Regions from separate parts of the Mus musculus genome. Here region 2 is linked to region 1. Evidence: chromatin contacts called from ENCODE Hi-C or POLR2A ChIA-PET data. All regions are on one chromosome and are shown on one strand. Each heading gives the region's core, a stretch centred on a gene start or an enhancer-like site at or near the end of the contact. The rest is flanking DNA. Distances are from core to core; before and after follow the strand shown. Region 1 holds the start of Ppp1r37 (protein phosphatase 1, regulatory subunit 37). Region 2 holds the start of Clasrp (CLK4-associating serine/arginine rich protein).

Region 1 (7,383 bases), core at 1,325-3,824:
ATAAATTCCTGAGGCTTGGCCTTGCAGGCTGCTGTGTGTGTGTGTGTGTGTGTGTGTGTGTGTGTATGTATGTGTGTGTGTGTGTGTGTGTGCGCGCGCGCGCAAAGAGCACTAAAGAGCTTTCGAAGTTGAGCCTCTCAAGCTGTTTCTCCATCATCATCATCCCCCCCCACCCCCACCCCGCCAAAGAAATCATCATCTAGAGAAATCTGGCTCTGGCTTTCCTTTTCATTTATTATTTTATATATATGGGTGGTTTGCTTACATGGGTGACCATACCACATGCATGCAGTGATGGCTGAGGCCAGAAGAGGGCACCAGGTCCAATGAAACTAGTAAGAGATAGTTGTGAGCCGCCATGTGGGTGCTGGGAATTGTTTGTGGGTGCACTGCAAGATCAGCCAGTGCACTTAATGGGCTGAGCCATCTTCTCACCACACCCCAACCTTTTTTAAAAGACAGGATCCGGCTGTGTAGCCCAGGCAGGCTTGGAATTCACAATCCTCCTGCCTCAGCCACCCGAGTGCTGGATTACTTACAGGTCAGGCCACCATACTCAGCTTTTCTGCTTCTCTCTTTAGTTGTATCCCATGGAGAGTGGTGCCATGCTTAACATTTCTTTGTTTTAAAATTTTTAAATGGAGGTGTTTATGTCTGTGTGCCATGGGAGTGTGGGTGCACACGGAGACCAGAAAAAGATAGGCAGTCAGCAAAGCTAGGGTTACAGGTGCTTGTGAACTATGGGTGCTGAGAGCAGAATTCAGGCCCTCTGGAACGGAGTTGCTGAGCTGTCTTCCCACCCTCTGCTGTAGTCTTTAAAAGTTAGTAGTGTAGCTATCTCAGGCTAAAACTTGTGGGGCTTATCTAAGCAATGAAGCTGAGGCGTCCAGATAAAAGTATAGGGCTTGCACTGCTCCTGGCATCCTCCCCAAATGGCTGACATTCATCTCTGCATAAGAAATTGACCCGAGGTGGGCAAGGATGGCTTTTTACTAGAAAAGGCCTAGACAGGGCCTTGGCTTACACTAGGTTTCAAGGTTCCCTCTTGGTGATGTGGTCCACTGCAGTCACCTGCAGGTTTGTCTTCCCACGGAGGGGACTGGGAGTGGTGGTGGTGGTCACACTTGTGTGCCAGTGCCGTGCCAGTGCCCGGGAGCAAATGCTGCAGGTTGGTGGTTAGCGTTGAAGTTTTACCCTTCCTCAGTTTGCTCTAGCCGTCTAGTGAGGGAGTCTGTGTCCCCTGTTTCAGCCCCTTGTCACTAGAAATCTTTCAGTACATGATATCTGGAAGCAGTTCCTAGCTAAGCACAGTGACCCAAGTCTGTAATCCCAGCATTTGGTGTGGGGAAGGGGGTGTAGAGGCAGGAGGAGCCAGAGATAAAGCCTGTCTTTCCTACATGGCAAGTCAGCGGGCAGCCTGGATTACATGAGAACCAGTAAAACCAAACAAAACCCAACCCTCCCCCCCCAAACAAAGCCCACTTAATGCCTTTTGGAGTTCAGAATGTAACTGAAGGTTTGCATTAATTATAGGGGCTTTTGGTACTTCTCAGTCTCCAAAGTGTGCTAACCCCCAACTGTGAAGAGGAAAGCAGCTACCCTTAGCAGTGGTCTCAGTTATCAGTTCACACTGGAGCCTCCCTCCAGTTCCAGCCTAGCTCTCTACTTGGCAATGCTGTGCTCGACCCTCCTCAAATCCCGTTCTGTGGTTTCAGTCCCTGTGCCAGTGGGCTTTAATGAGCTGAGAAGGAAAAGCGAAAGTGCCCAGATGAATCCTGAGCTTTGGAATCGACCCCTTGGAGGTGTGGCTTAGGCTCGCTCAGGTTTGGTCAGCTGGTTCATCCCGAGCCTTTGGAATTCCTGCTCCCAGTTTTTGTTTTGTTTTGTTTTTATAGCAGGTTCATGAATACCTAGCAGACTCGTCTAATATTGTAATTTACATTTGATACAATTTTGACGAAAATTGTGCTAAAGTGTGCTCTTCTGTCGCTTCTGTCACTTGTACGTACTCATCCGATATTCAGCTTGGCTCTCAGCTCTCAGCACCTCCATCACTTTATCCTGCTCCCAGTACTTGGCTTAGCCCCACCAGGGTCTCCTGCTGTAGCACCTGCTTGTCTGAGGCTCCCTTTGTAATCCAGCCTAGCCTCGAATTCGCAACCTCCTCCTTCAGCCTCTCCAAGGCTCGGTTCACAAGGCGAGTCACTACCATGTCCAGCAAGTGGTTTTTTAATTAATATCTGATCCGTATTTTATATTTTAAGTTACTCATTTCTTGTAGACGCGTAGAAATCAGAGGACAATTTTGTGGAGGCGATTCTTCTATTTTTACGAACTCAGACGGCTTTAGCCGCTGACAGCCCTCTCGCAGGCCGCGGTTATAGGATTTGTATTGAATCCTTTCCCGAATTACTTGGGCTTGTGACGAATGTGCGGGAGCCTGACTGTTGACAGCTTGGCTTGTGGGGGGCGGGAGGGGGCGGCTAGAACTCGCGCATGCGCGGCGCTCCGGGAGACAGCGTTCATAGGCCCCGCCTCTGTGTTCTGCAGTTTGGCTCTGCAGATTCGCCGGTCACGTTTCTTTTTTCCGCGGAGCTTACTGTTCTTTGTTCCGGTCTTCCTGTCGTCCTCGACACGGTTTTTTTTCAGAGCAAAAGCTTGAGTCGGTGCTATGCTTTTCTCGGTACGCAGCGGGCCCTTCGGCTTGTAGCGAAAGTGTGGCTGCGGAAGAGCAGGTACTCGCGGAGCTCGGCGGAGGCGCGTTGGGGCTCCCGGCGACTGCGACGACGACGACGACGACGACGACGAACGGAGCGGACGGAGGCGGCGCTTGAGGCAGCGGCGAAGCCCATGCCCCGGAACGGCGGGAGGACCCGGAGAGACGAGTCCGGGGCCCGGGGCATGTCCCCGGGGCCCCCGTGAGGAGGAGGAGGCGGCGGCGATGGAGATCCCGCCGCAGGAGGCTCCGCCCGGGCCGGGCGCGGACGCCGACGCGGACGCGGAGGCCGAGACCGAGGAGGCCTCCGCCGAAGCTGAGTCTCCTACCGGGACCTCGCCCCCGGCCGATGGCCGCCTTAAGGCTGCTGCCAAGCGTGTCACGTTCCCATCTGACGAGGACATCGTGTCTGGAGCGGTGGAGCCCAAAGACCCCTGGAGACACGGTAGCTTTGGCGAGGGTTGCGGGGGAGAGCCTAGAGGCGGGTGGGACCGCCATAGGGCCGACCCCCACGGAGGTGGCCCGCGGCAAATGGTACTTATTGGTGATTTCAACGGTGCCTAGGTTAGAGCTGGAGGCAGAGAGGGGTTGGCGGGAGAGCTGGAAAGGTCCACAGGACTGGGTTTTCAAAGCCTAACCTTGTTTGGGAGTTTGGGAGGCTGGCAGCCAGCCTTTGAGTTCATGGTACACTCAGGGATAGATGAAGAGAGCCTGGTTATAGTATTGGGGGAAAGGTAAGTGCCTGAGTCCACGGGATGGTGAGAGCGAAGCAGCTGGTCTGTAAACCAGGAGGCAAAGCGTAGCCGGCTATGGCCATTGCTCTTTTGGCTGAAACGAGGACGGAAATAAACCCAGACTGTACAGAAGTTTGTAAACCCTCCGACTGGGAAAGGAGGGTCAGAGGCAGCAGGTAGTAAAGCAGAGGACGAGGTGGCCAGTTTGCCTGTGTGCGAGGAATTCCGCAGTAAGGTTCGGCAGCAGAACGCGGAGCCCGCTTTTACCAGGGTTTACCTGGGGAAGGACTCGGCAGTATTCCCTACTCAACAGAAGGTGACTTACATGTTGGGAGATGGGAAGATCTAAGATCTAGGCCTGTTGGTGGGGAGGTGGAACTGGACGGGCACTTGGAGGAGTGCATTGGCTTTGATGGCTTTGAAAGGGAAAAGGTTGCTGGGGAGATGGACACAGGCTAATCCCATTTCTGAGCTGAATTGTGTTTTGCTTGGGTGGAGCCTGTGAAGTGAGGTCACCCACTGGCCGTGTTCTATGGAAGCTAACCTGCTTGTCCAGGAACAGACAGACACGACTGCCAGGCTGTGGGCAGCAGAGTGGGCAGCTGGTAGCTTTGATGTATGTGGGCACGGGTGGGGGTGTGGTGGGGGGGACTTGGTTGCAGGAAATGATACACTGGGAGCCCGCCATAAATGCCAGTTTGACTAGTAATTATCAAAGAGACCGAGGTTAATTTAGACTTGGCTTGGGGAGCCTGCCAGGGCTGGGTGGTTTGTTTTGGGTTCTGAACTTCTTGGAACTGGTGCTGAGGACAGGAAGAGTCCACTGGGCCCTGGCGGCAGCCTGTTGTCCACTGTGGCAAGATCGCAGCAGGAAGGGGTGGGGGGAGCAGAGCGGCCATTCAGAAGTGGTTAAGAAACCTGGTGTGGCTGTCTGCAGCTGTGAGCCCAGCGCTTAGAGGCTAAGGCTGGATCATAGAGTAGACATTCTAGGGGGGGCTTGAACTGCATGGGGAAGCCCTGTTTCACTATAGAAAGAAAGAAAAGAGGGAAAAGAAAGGCTAGCTGGGTCAAATTCTGACTTTCCCACTTGCTGTCTTTTGCAACCACTGAGAATTTGCCTGGCTCCCCTGAGCCTCAGAGCCACCCTCCCCCAGAGTGACTGACAGGAGCAGTGGTCCAGGGTCTGCCAGAGACTGAGTGACATCACACATGAACTGTGCCTGGTGAGAGTGAGCGCTCCTAAACCCATGATGATTATGAAGGCAGCATTGAAGCCTGGAAAGAGCTTGCTTTTTCGATGGGGCCAAAGTCAGAACCTTCCAGGGTGAGGGTCAGATGGTGAGGCCTGGAGGTCAGGGCACCTGGAGAGTTGGTCACAGTTTCTGGCCCACAGTTTTTCTGAAAAGGCAGAGCCTTTTATTAATTTTTGAATTAAGTTTAAGGTGTTTTGTTTTTTGTTTTTGTTCTTTTAACACGATTGTCTTATGTAGCACAGATTGTGTATAGTTAAGGGTGACTTTGAACTTCTGACCTTCCTGCTTTCCTTTCCTGAATGATAGGGTTATAGGTATGTCCTAACACTCATTTTATGCAGGGTGGGGGATAGAGTCCAGGGCTCCCTTACTGCTAGGCAAACACTCTACCATGGTGCCACACTTGTGTAGTCTCAGCTGTCTTCTGATGCTTGACAGTCCTCCTGCATCAAAGTTCTAGGATGACACACATGACCCCCCATACCTGCAAGGTTTGCTGTTGAGAAAGCTGGTTTCTCCCCTCATGCCTCCGGTTTCTCTGTCTGCAAATGGAGGTGCTAATTTCTGAGTTGTAAGCTTTAAACAAGAGGCTCTTGTAAATTCCTGTCCTGGAAAGCAGCTAATTGGATTGCTGCTGTTAAGGGTGACAGGTAGAGTTAATGGTGACTCCTAGGCCAGGGAGACGGTCATTCTTCTAGCCTTCCAGAGTGACAGCCGAGACTACTTGCTGTTCACCTTTTGGTGGAGGGAGTAGAGAGCCAGCCATGACTTCTTGCTGGGAATGAGCTTAGGGAAGGGACTGTGAAGGTGGCCAGCGTGGACAGAGAGATTTGCAAAACCATCAGCATCTAGGGGTAGGTGCCCAGGAGGACAGCAGGGTTGTCAGTGGCCTGGGAGCTGTTGGGGATGGGAAGCTAGATGGGCCCAGAAGATTGTCGAGAGCCCAGTTGAGAGATGGGTCTCTGAGGATGGTTCAGCTTGAATCAGGGGTGGCAGGTGGTGTGTCACAGTTGGTCTGTGGACCCTCTATAGCATAGGGGTATATAATTTAAGCCATGGTCCTGTGGAAGAGCAGCGACCCCAAACAGTGCCCCTAGTGGCAGTCTTTGGAGGGTCTGAATTGTTTGAGATCCATTCTTCTCAGGGAGACTGATGGAAGGCTGACTGGGCCTGCAGGTGTTGGGAAGTAAAGGAAACCTGGGGTAGGGGAGCAGCTCTGAAGGACTGGGTCTACCAGTACTGGCTCCCACTCAGCCTCACTCAGGGTAGCAGTGCTGGCTGGGGTATTTGGTGTTTTAGGTGCCTATTTGAGGGCCAGAGCCCCCTCAGGCCTTGCAGGAGCCTGGTGTTGGAGGCCCCTTGAAGTGAGCTGATCTAAGGATCCATCCATTTCCTTGTAAAACCAGGGCCATTGGTGTTCTGTTTTCTATTTCCTCTTTGGTGCCCTCAGCAGGAATGGGAGCTGACTTACTCAGCCCCACCTGGAGTTTTGTAGCAGTGTGACCAGCCTGAGATGGAAGTTGGGGGGGAGGTGTCCTGGCTGTGTGTCTATAAAGCAGGGCCAGAGAGGCTAGGATGCCATATCTGGGGAGCTGGAGGCAGCTGTGCGGGCGGAAAGTGAGATTGGGGAATAGGGCGGTGGTGGAAGTCGTGAGTGGAAGAGGCACATTGGGCATGTGGGTACTGGGAGAGGGAGCTGGCCAGTGCTCCCCTGATAGAGGCAGCCCTTGGACCCTAGTTCTTTCCAGGAAGCAGGAACCTTTTTAGACCAGACCTCAAGAACATGCTCAGCTAGCCTCTCCAGGCACTGCTGGATTCTGGGCTTTGCAAGGCAGGCTTGTGAGAGAGACTTGTGATCTAAGCACATGACACCAATGATCCTGCCTGCCCTCCCTGCTGTTCCCCACCCTGCAGCCTGCCAGTGGCATGTGGCCAGTTCTCACTCAGAGTCCTGGGCTGCCCACCAGGAGATTTCTTGTGAAGTTCCAACATGTGACCATTCCTAGCCACCTGGAGTCAGGGAAGAGGTGATGAGGGCAGTGGCCATGAGGGGGACAGCCATACTGTTTCATACTGTTTGTTCTCCCTAGCTCTGCTCTGTACTCTGGGAACTGGTTTGACAGGTAAAAGCACATCTCTTGGGTCTAGGAGGGCTGTGACAAGAGCTGGGCAGTAGACGGGGCATGGCCTCTGTCTGGGCAGTGCAGCTGTGGGATGGTGGGGTGCAGTGTGGAGTGCAGCACAGGAGCCACAGTGCATCTGCTGCTGCCCCTTCATCCCGCATCTGCGTGCAGCGTGTCCCCTTGTACACTTCCCCCAGCACTTGCCATCGACACCCCCCCCCCTTTCCCTCAGGCTTGCTCCTCAAGATGAGTGAGTGCCTTACTTTGGGCACAGGTCTAAACCTCCAGGCCCAGCCTTGCCTGAGGGCAAATTGCCCAGCCTCTCTGAGTACATTGAGCTGAAGATGTGAGGGGCACCAACATGACAGGTTTGCAAGGTGCCAGGCTTCAGACTGGGGACATTGCTGTCCTGTCCACAGTGCACTGAAGACTTTGGGCCAGTTGCTGCTTCCATCCCACACTTTATGCTTGCCGCTCTCTGGCCCATGGACCTGGGTGGTGCCTAGTCTCTTTAACCTTTAGTTCTTGATGTGTGTTTCTGTGCTAGCCCCACTTGA
Region 2 (7,383 bases), core at 1,687-4,186, 42 kb before region 1:
TCCTTTGCCAGAGCAGGAAGTGTTCTTAACCACTGAGCCATCCCTCCAGCCCTCCCAACATTGGGAAACTCACACGTGTTATATACATTATGCACAAAGGCAAACACTCATGCACGTTAAAAAATGTGGTCTAGTGTGCTAGCTCAGTGGATACAGGCACCTGCTGTGCAAGCTTGGACCTGAGTTCTATTTCCATATAAAGGTAGCAGGAATGAAATGACTCCACAAAGTTGAACTCTGACCTCCTCCCATGCGTTATGTTATCAGGTATGCCCACTCACATCACATACATCATGCATGTACATAGATACAGATACACGCACGCACACACACAAAATGAAGAGAATGATGGTACTTCCTTTCTACTCTGGTTAGGGTTAAAGGCCCAAGATAGAATACACTAAGGACATGGGAGTCCAAGTTAGTTACTGCCTGGCCAGAGGCAGGCTCTTCTAAACCCAGCTATTCTCTCCTCATCAGGCCTGTTCCTCCCACCATCGGCTCTGCAGCCGGCAGACTCTGATTTCTTCCCTGCTTCCATATCCCTTCCTGGGCTGGAGCCTCCTGGTGGACCCGATCTCCTGGACGATGGCTTTGCCTATGATCCTTCTGCCCCCACGCTCTTCACTATGTTGGACCTGCTGCCCCCAGCACCACCACTTGCCAGTGCTGTGGTGGGTAGCGGGGGTGCAGGGGCCACCGTTGTGGAGTCTTCTGGCCCAGAGCCCCTATCACTGGACTCTTTTGCAGCGCCGGGCCCCGGGGATGTTGGTACTGCTAGCCTTGTGGGCAGCAACATGTTTCCCAACCAGTACCGAGAGGCAGCTTTCGGGGGTGGCCTCCTATCTCCAGGGCCTGAAGCCACGTAGCCTCTGAGGTAACAGAGGAGGCACTGGGTGAGGTATGTGGTATAGCACTCCATTCCGAAGCCAACCTTGATCAGTCTTCCAGCTTCCTCATCCTGAATCGGACATCTGCAGCGCTGGTGGGAAGATGGGGAGCACTCCGGTTCTCTTTGAGCCCATTTTACAGAATGCTGAGTCCGAAGAGGAAAAGGGGCTCCTGCAGATGGACCCCTTCTCAGGACAGATTCTCAGAGATTGTACATAGGGGAGGAGGGAGCAGGTCCCCAGCCTTCTCCCCTAATCCTGAAGAAGGCAGTGGATTGTTCAGTTTTCCCAATAAAAATTAGTTTTTTGAGCCTTTGGGGGTCTTCTTTCTTCTTTACCTAGGAAACTCTAGGTTTGTTTGGAACAAAACATTTGTAGTTGAGAGGTTGGCCTGATGGCTCAGTGGTTAAGAGTTATTGCTGCTCTTCCAGAGGACCTGGGTTCAATAGCAGCATCTACATAGGAGCTCACGATGTGTGATGGCTATTCTTGGTTGTCAACCTGGCTACATCTGGAACTAAAACCCAAAAATGGGGGGGGGGGCATGCATGTGAGAGATTTTTGCTTAAATTGAAGTAGGAAGATCCACTTACTTTTTAAAAAAGATTTTATTTATTTTATGTATGTGAGTACACTGTCGCTGTCTTCAGACATACCAGAAAAAGGCATTGGATTCCATTACAGATGGTTGTGAGCCACCATGTGGTTGCTGGGAATTGAACTCAGGACCTCCAGAAGAAGAGTCAGTGCTCTTAACCGCCGAGCCATTTCTCCAGCCCCTGGAAGCTCAATTTCTAATCTGGATCTTGAGATGGGAAGACACACTTTTAATCCAGCTCTAATCTGGGCCACGATTTCTGCTGGATTGTATATAGGGATGTGGAAGAAGGAAGCTTTAGGTATTTGCCTGCTTGCCATCGTCTTGCTAGCAAGTCCATTCCTTCACTGGCGTTAGAGCCTTCTCTGTGGTTCTAGTGTATACTGAAGACCAGCTGAGGCATCCAGCCTTGTAGCCCGAGCATCTACTGATCTACTGAGTTCTTGGCCTTTCTGTTCCTAGCCTGCTATTGTTGAATTAACTGAACACAACCTACAGATAATTTTTATTAATCCCACATATATGTCTGTGTGTATACATATATATTTATATATACATATACACGTACATATATGTATACATATATATGTACATATAGGATTAAATAAAATTATATAATATATATGTGTGTGTATACATCTCAGAGAAACATACACCTTCAGGCATACACATAATATTTTTTTTCCGAGACAGGGTTTCTCTGTGTAGCCCTGGCTGTCCTGGAACTCACTTTGTAGACCAGGCTGGCCTCGAACTCAGAAATCTACCTGCCTCTGCCTCCCAAGTGCTGGGATTAAAAGGCGTGTGCCACCACTGTCCGGCAATATAAATCTTTTAAAAAGACTTTTCTATTTTTGTATTTTATGCATATGGGTGTTTTCTCGGCATGTATGCACATCAGAATAGGGCACTGGATCCCATAGGACTACAGTTAAGAGACTGGTTGTTGGGCTGGTGAGATGGCTCAGTGGGTAAGAGCACCCGACTGCTCTTCCGAAGGTCCAGAGTTCAAATCCCAGCAACCACATGGTGGCTCACAACCATCTGTAATGAGATCTGACTCCCTCTTCTGGAATGTCTGAAGACAGCTACAGTGTACTTACATATAATAAATAAATAAATCTTTAAAAAAAAAAAAAAAAAAAAAGAGACTGGTTGTGAGCCCTATGTGAGTGCGGGCAATTAAACTCAGGACCTTGGCGAGAGCTTCCAGTTCTCAATCGATTGTCACCACTCCAGCCCCTAAAAGAAATAAATCTTTAAAAACAACAACAAAACGTGTCTGGAATTCTGGGTTCCTCTACTTAAGCTCTCACTTTTAGGACAGGTCCCAGATGGTGCCACCCTGCAGGCCCCGCCCATAATCGCGAGAGCCACGCCCACATCCCAGAGCCCTTCCTCTCGACCGCGGAAGTGCCTTTTGTGCAGCGCCGCCTCTCTCCTTCGCTCAACCTCTCACTTCCGCTTCCGGTGTGGGTCGTGAGCGCGCGCGAGCGCAGCAGTGGGAGGCGGCGACTGGCCGGTGAGTGCAGGCATCCGACCCCGACCTCCCGGCTTCCGAGCGGTGGCAGTCGACCTCATCCTTGTCCGAGGCGCTCCGGAGATCACCGTGGGTGTCCGCCGGGCCCCGACGGCGGCCCCGCCTGCTTCCGCCCTGACAGGCCTCAGGCTGCGCCCCTCGCCCCTCCTCAGGCCCGAATCCGGGCTTTGGGGTTCGGCACGGACCCTGGTCCCCAGACGCAGCTCCGTCCCTGTCTTTCACCCATCGCTCCGGCCCAGGGCCGCACTCTCTCTTTTTAGCCTGCCTGGCCGGCTTCACGTCCCTCCTTTAGAGCTCAGCCGCCTGACCATCTTCATCCTCTGTCCACGCCCTTCACCTGGCCTCACCCCCCTCCCCAAGCGTGTCTGGGCTGTGCTGTTGCCTCTCTCCACTAACCTACCTTACAACACTGCTGCACCCCCCTCCCGTACCATGCATGGTTCCTGCAGAGGGATCTTAGGGGTTCTTGTGAGCCCAGCCCTGGCAGCTACGGATCGGTTTCAGACATTCCTTTTATTTCAAAAATTCCATTTTTATTTTTCCAGACAGCATCTCACTATGTAGCCTTGGCTAGCCTGGAACTTAGTACATAAACCAGGCTGGCTCCATACTCAGACATCTGCCTGTCCTGCCTTCCCACTGCTGAGATTCAAGGCATGCACCATCACTCCCAGCCATTTTTTTTTTAATTAAAGTAGGATCTCCATATTTAGGTTACACTGGACAGTGTAACCAAGGCTGGCCTTGAACTCAAGACAGTTCTGCATCAGCCTTCCAAAGGCTATCTACTCTATAGTCTTTCATATGGACTTTAGCGAGCAGAATCTAGGAGGATTTTTTTTCCCAGGAGAAGATCTTACCTAGGTCACAGAGAGCTTTCTCATAGTTCTGGAGCTACTGCCACAGGACTGTTAGGAGTCCTTTTGTGCACTCAGCGTCCTGGTCTGCAGCAGGGTCTCTCTCTCCCCTGAAGCCATGGGACTTGGAATTTAGTCCATCAGGATCAACCCCAACATGTCAGAGGACTGTAACTCTACCCACGTGGTCTTTATAGTCCCTTTGACATGTCTGGTGCCCTCCTCCCTCAGGCAGAAGCCTCAGCACCATGTGGCACGAGGCTCGGAAGCATGAGCGGAAACTTCGAGGCATGATGGTGGACTACAAGAAGAGGGCGGAGCGGCGTCGGGAGTACTATGAGAAGATTGTGAGTGAGCAGACTTGAGTGTGGGGCGGGCGGGCTCCAGAGGGAAGGGCCCTGGGCTTGGAGGTGTGTCAAGGCAAGAGCTCTTTTTCCTCACAATCCTAGTCGTCTTCCCCCACACCCCCTTCCACTGTGGCCATTTTTCTATGGTGTTGGAGATAGAAGTCTGGGCCGTGCAGTGCACCACCTGAGCTGCCCTTACCCCGTCTCTTGTTAGGTAGATGGTCTTTTTAGGTAACCTAGGCAGGCCTCAGACTCATACTCTTCCTGCCTGTGTTTACAGGTGTGTGTTGTTACCATGCTCAGCCATAGTCATTTCTTCAGCATAGTGGTTGGTGTAAACGTGAGGGCTTCTGTTTGCCTCAGTCTGCTGTGTCTGGTGCAGTCCCGGTGCACTGGTGTCAAAGACAAAAGACTCTCTAGCTCTCTGAACATTTCAGGAGTCAGGCCTCTGGAACATTCTCTGCTCCTCCATCAATGTGTTCCCAGTGCCCAGAACAACTCAGCCATTCTTGCAGCTTGACTTGGCATCTAGCAGTAGCGCCATCAAGACTCATCAGTGGTATCTGACCTGTCCCCTCTCTTGTTTGATAACGTCCATTGCTTTAGGAGAAAAGCAAAGGAAAAGATAAACCAAACTCCATGCTTTGACCAAAAAGTCCTTGAGGCCCCTGGATGGCTTTCTTGGACATCTTTGCTGGTCTTTTCCATATCTGCCATCACAGATACAGCTTGGTTTTGGGACTGTCCCCAGCATGAAATGACAATTGCTTACCTGGCTCAGTTCTTTTAGATGACATTCCTGTAGACATCCTATTAACTACAGTGTTGCTACCCAGTCTCTCTGTTCCCTTTGCCTTCATCTTGTCTCTAGAAACCCATTCAGCAGACTCGAGAGGTCTCTGTGAATGTAAACCTGGCCCCGTTTCTCTCTTGCTCAGAATCCCGTGGCTGTGGGAGAAGGCCAGTTTCTTTACTATAGTTTTCAGGGCCATAGATAGTTTGGATATTCCCTATGAGGTGCTGAGAATGAAAGCCAGGAAAGGGCTAGTGTCAGGCAGATGCTCTACCCCTGAGTCAAGTCCCCAGATCTGAGCTGGGCAGTGGTGATGTGGGCCTTTAATCCCAGCACTCAGGAGGCAGAGGCAGGTGGATTTCTGATTTCGAGGCCAGCCTGGTCTACAGAGTGAGTTCCAGGACAGCCAGGGCTATACAGAGAACCTTGTCTAGAAAAAACAAAAAAAAAAAAAAACCCCTGTCTCAAACCCCCGCTACCCCCTCCCAAAAAAAGAGGCCCCAGCCCCTCACTGGGGCATTCTGGGCCAGAGCTCTAACATTGAATCGTACCCTGCTGTTGTGGTAGGTTACAGGCAAGTTTGCTGCTGAGCCGCTTGGCCCTTAGTTTGATCTTTACCTCTCCTCCAGATTTGTGCTATTCCGCTCTCTGCCTGGTTCCTTGTTGAAGTATCCTGGCCTCCTGGCACTCTCTCTGTTGCCTAATGTTTCCTTCTGTGTGCAAAATGACACACTGTGTGGAATTGATTTGGCTGTAACAGGAATGAAATATAAGCAAATGGCTTTCACAAGGCAGGCATTTATCTCATCTCCATCTTTTCTTGAGGTCTGAGAGAGCTCTGGAGGCTCTGGCTCTCGTGTCTCCCTTCCACTCACCCCAGAGAAATGAGAGAAAGGGGACAGGGTCTCTCATGCTCCTTGGTGAGAGACTTTCTGGGTGTTTTCCCATAACCCCCTGTCCTGATGACCTAGAAGTCCCACAGGCCCATTCAGCCTCCAGGGAGCAGGCATGTAGATTTCCTTCCAGGCAGGCTTGGCCAGAGGTGTGAGGGGACCACTGAGTCTGGAAGTAGAGATGGGTGGCCTGCCAGTGGAGAGCAACTGGGTGCAGCTCCCTCACAGGCTGAGTGAGGGCTCGGATGTGTAGACCCTGTCTGCTTGCCTGTTGGGTGATTTGTAGGTTTTCCCTTGAGGTGACTTTACTCTTGGGGGGGGGGCATGACAACATATCAGAGAGAACTCCTTGTGTCACTTGTGTCATGTGGCAGCAGCTTCCTGAATGTGGTCTTCAGAGCCATTTAAGTGGCATTAGCTTCCTAAGCCAGGAAGGAATGTCTGAGCAGGGAGGAGATGGCCACACTGCTTGTGTGTCATGGTTTGCATAACTGAGGCTCAGGAAGGGTTAACTTATAGGGCCAAGATGTGGCTCAATGGCGAGTGCTTGCCTAGCCAGTGCCACCCCATACACACAAAGGAAAGAGAAATAGCACACTCATAGCCCCTGCTATTGCTGGGAGAGTGGAATTTGGATTCGGACCAATGGGTGGATGACACGGAGGGGAGCCTGGAGAGGGGAGATCAGGCTCGCCTCCCTGTTGGCAGGGAGCCTCCTGAGCCTTTGTTCAGGGCATGGATGAAGAACAGTCCTCACTGGGTGACAGGAAGAGCTTGACAACAAGTGTCTGTGGGGCTCTTTGTGATGTGGACCATACAAGCAACCAGTGTCCAGGATGGGAATGTGACCCGCATCCAGATGTGTGGAGCCTAGCTGTGGGAGACGGCCAGGCACTGCTTGTGGCTGCTGGGGTGGGGTAGGGGGAGTAGGGGTGAGGGGAGGAAACCAGGCTGGGCTGTGGCTGCCTGCTCAAGCTGGTCTGTGTGCAGCTACATTTGCAACCCCAGTCTTTCTGGGTGACTTCCTCTCTTCAAGGTTTACGACTTTTCTGTCATTGTTCCTGGTCCTGTCAACGTTTTCCCTTTTGAGATTGGATTTTGCTAAGTCATATAGGCTGACCTAGAATTCACTGTGTAGCCCAGGCTACCCTTCCAACTCAAATTCCTCCTGCCTCGGCCTCCTGGGTGCTGGGATTACAAGTGTGTGCCTCCGTGCCTTTTCTCTGATTTGAATAAAGAATTTCGATCTACAGGACCTGATGTGGCACACTTTTAATTCTTGCATTAAAGGGAGGCAGAGGCAGGCGTGTTTCTGAGTTTGAGGCCTGATCTTTATAGCAAGTTTCGGGTCACACAGGGCTACATAGTGAGACTGTCTCAAAGGAAAAAAGGAAAAGAACTACAATCCCCTGTTGAGGCACAGGTGGGAAATAAGTCTCTCTCCTGGGCCAGGCATTCCCTGTAT

The links. Hi-C counts contacts between places; a loop is a spot of excess contacts on that map. ChIA-PET counts read pairs that join two places held with the same protein, here RNA polymerase II (POLR2A).
Region 2: a map of heart shows a loop between it and region 1 (4-fold over the local background). The contact joins the promoter of Clasrp here to the promoter of Ppp1r37 in region 1. A Hi-C loop is called at or near these places in 2 of 37 maps with a recorded cell type or tissue (gastrocnemius and heart). POLR2A ChIA-PET finds 5 or more read pairs at or near these places in 3 of 5 experiments (Patski and embryonic stem cell).

The regions. Positions count from the first base shown.
Region 1 is chr7:19,557,589-19,564,971 of GRCm38, reverse strand. It overlaps Ppp1r37 (protein phosphatase 1, regulatory subunit 37), which reads left to right and starts at 2,574. Exons shown (of 13, transcript NM_199149.3): 1 at 2,574-3,161. The coding sequence starts at 2,942. It overlaps Gemin7 (gem nuclear organelle associated protein 7), which reads left to right. Exons shown (of 2, transcript NM_027189.2): 2 at 1-23.
Region 2 is chr7:19,600,039-19,607,421 of GRCm38, reverse strand. Clasrp (CLK4-associating serine/arginine rich protein) reads left to right here and starts at 2,936. Exons shown (of 21, transcript NM_016680.5): 1 at 2,936-3,010; 2 at 4,117-4,232. The coding sequence starts at 4,134. Relb (avian reticuloendotheliosis viral (v-rel) oncogene related B) reads left to right here. Exons shown (of 12, transcript NM_009046.2): 12 at 481-1,200. The coding sequence ends at 869.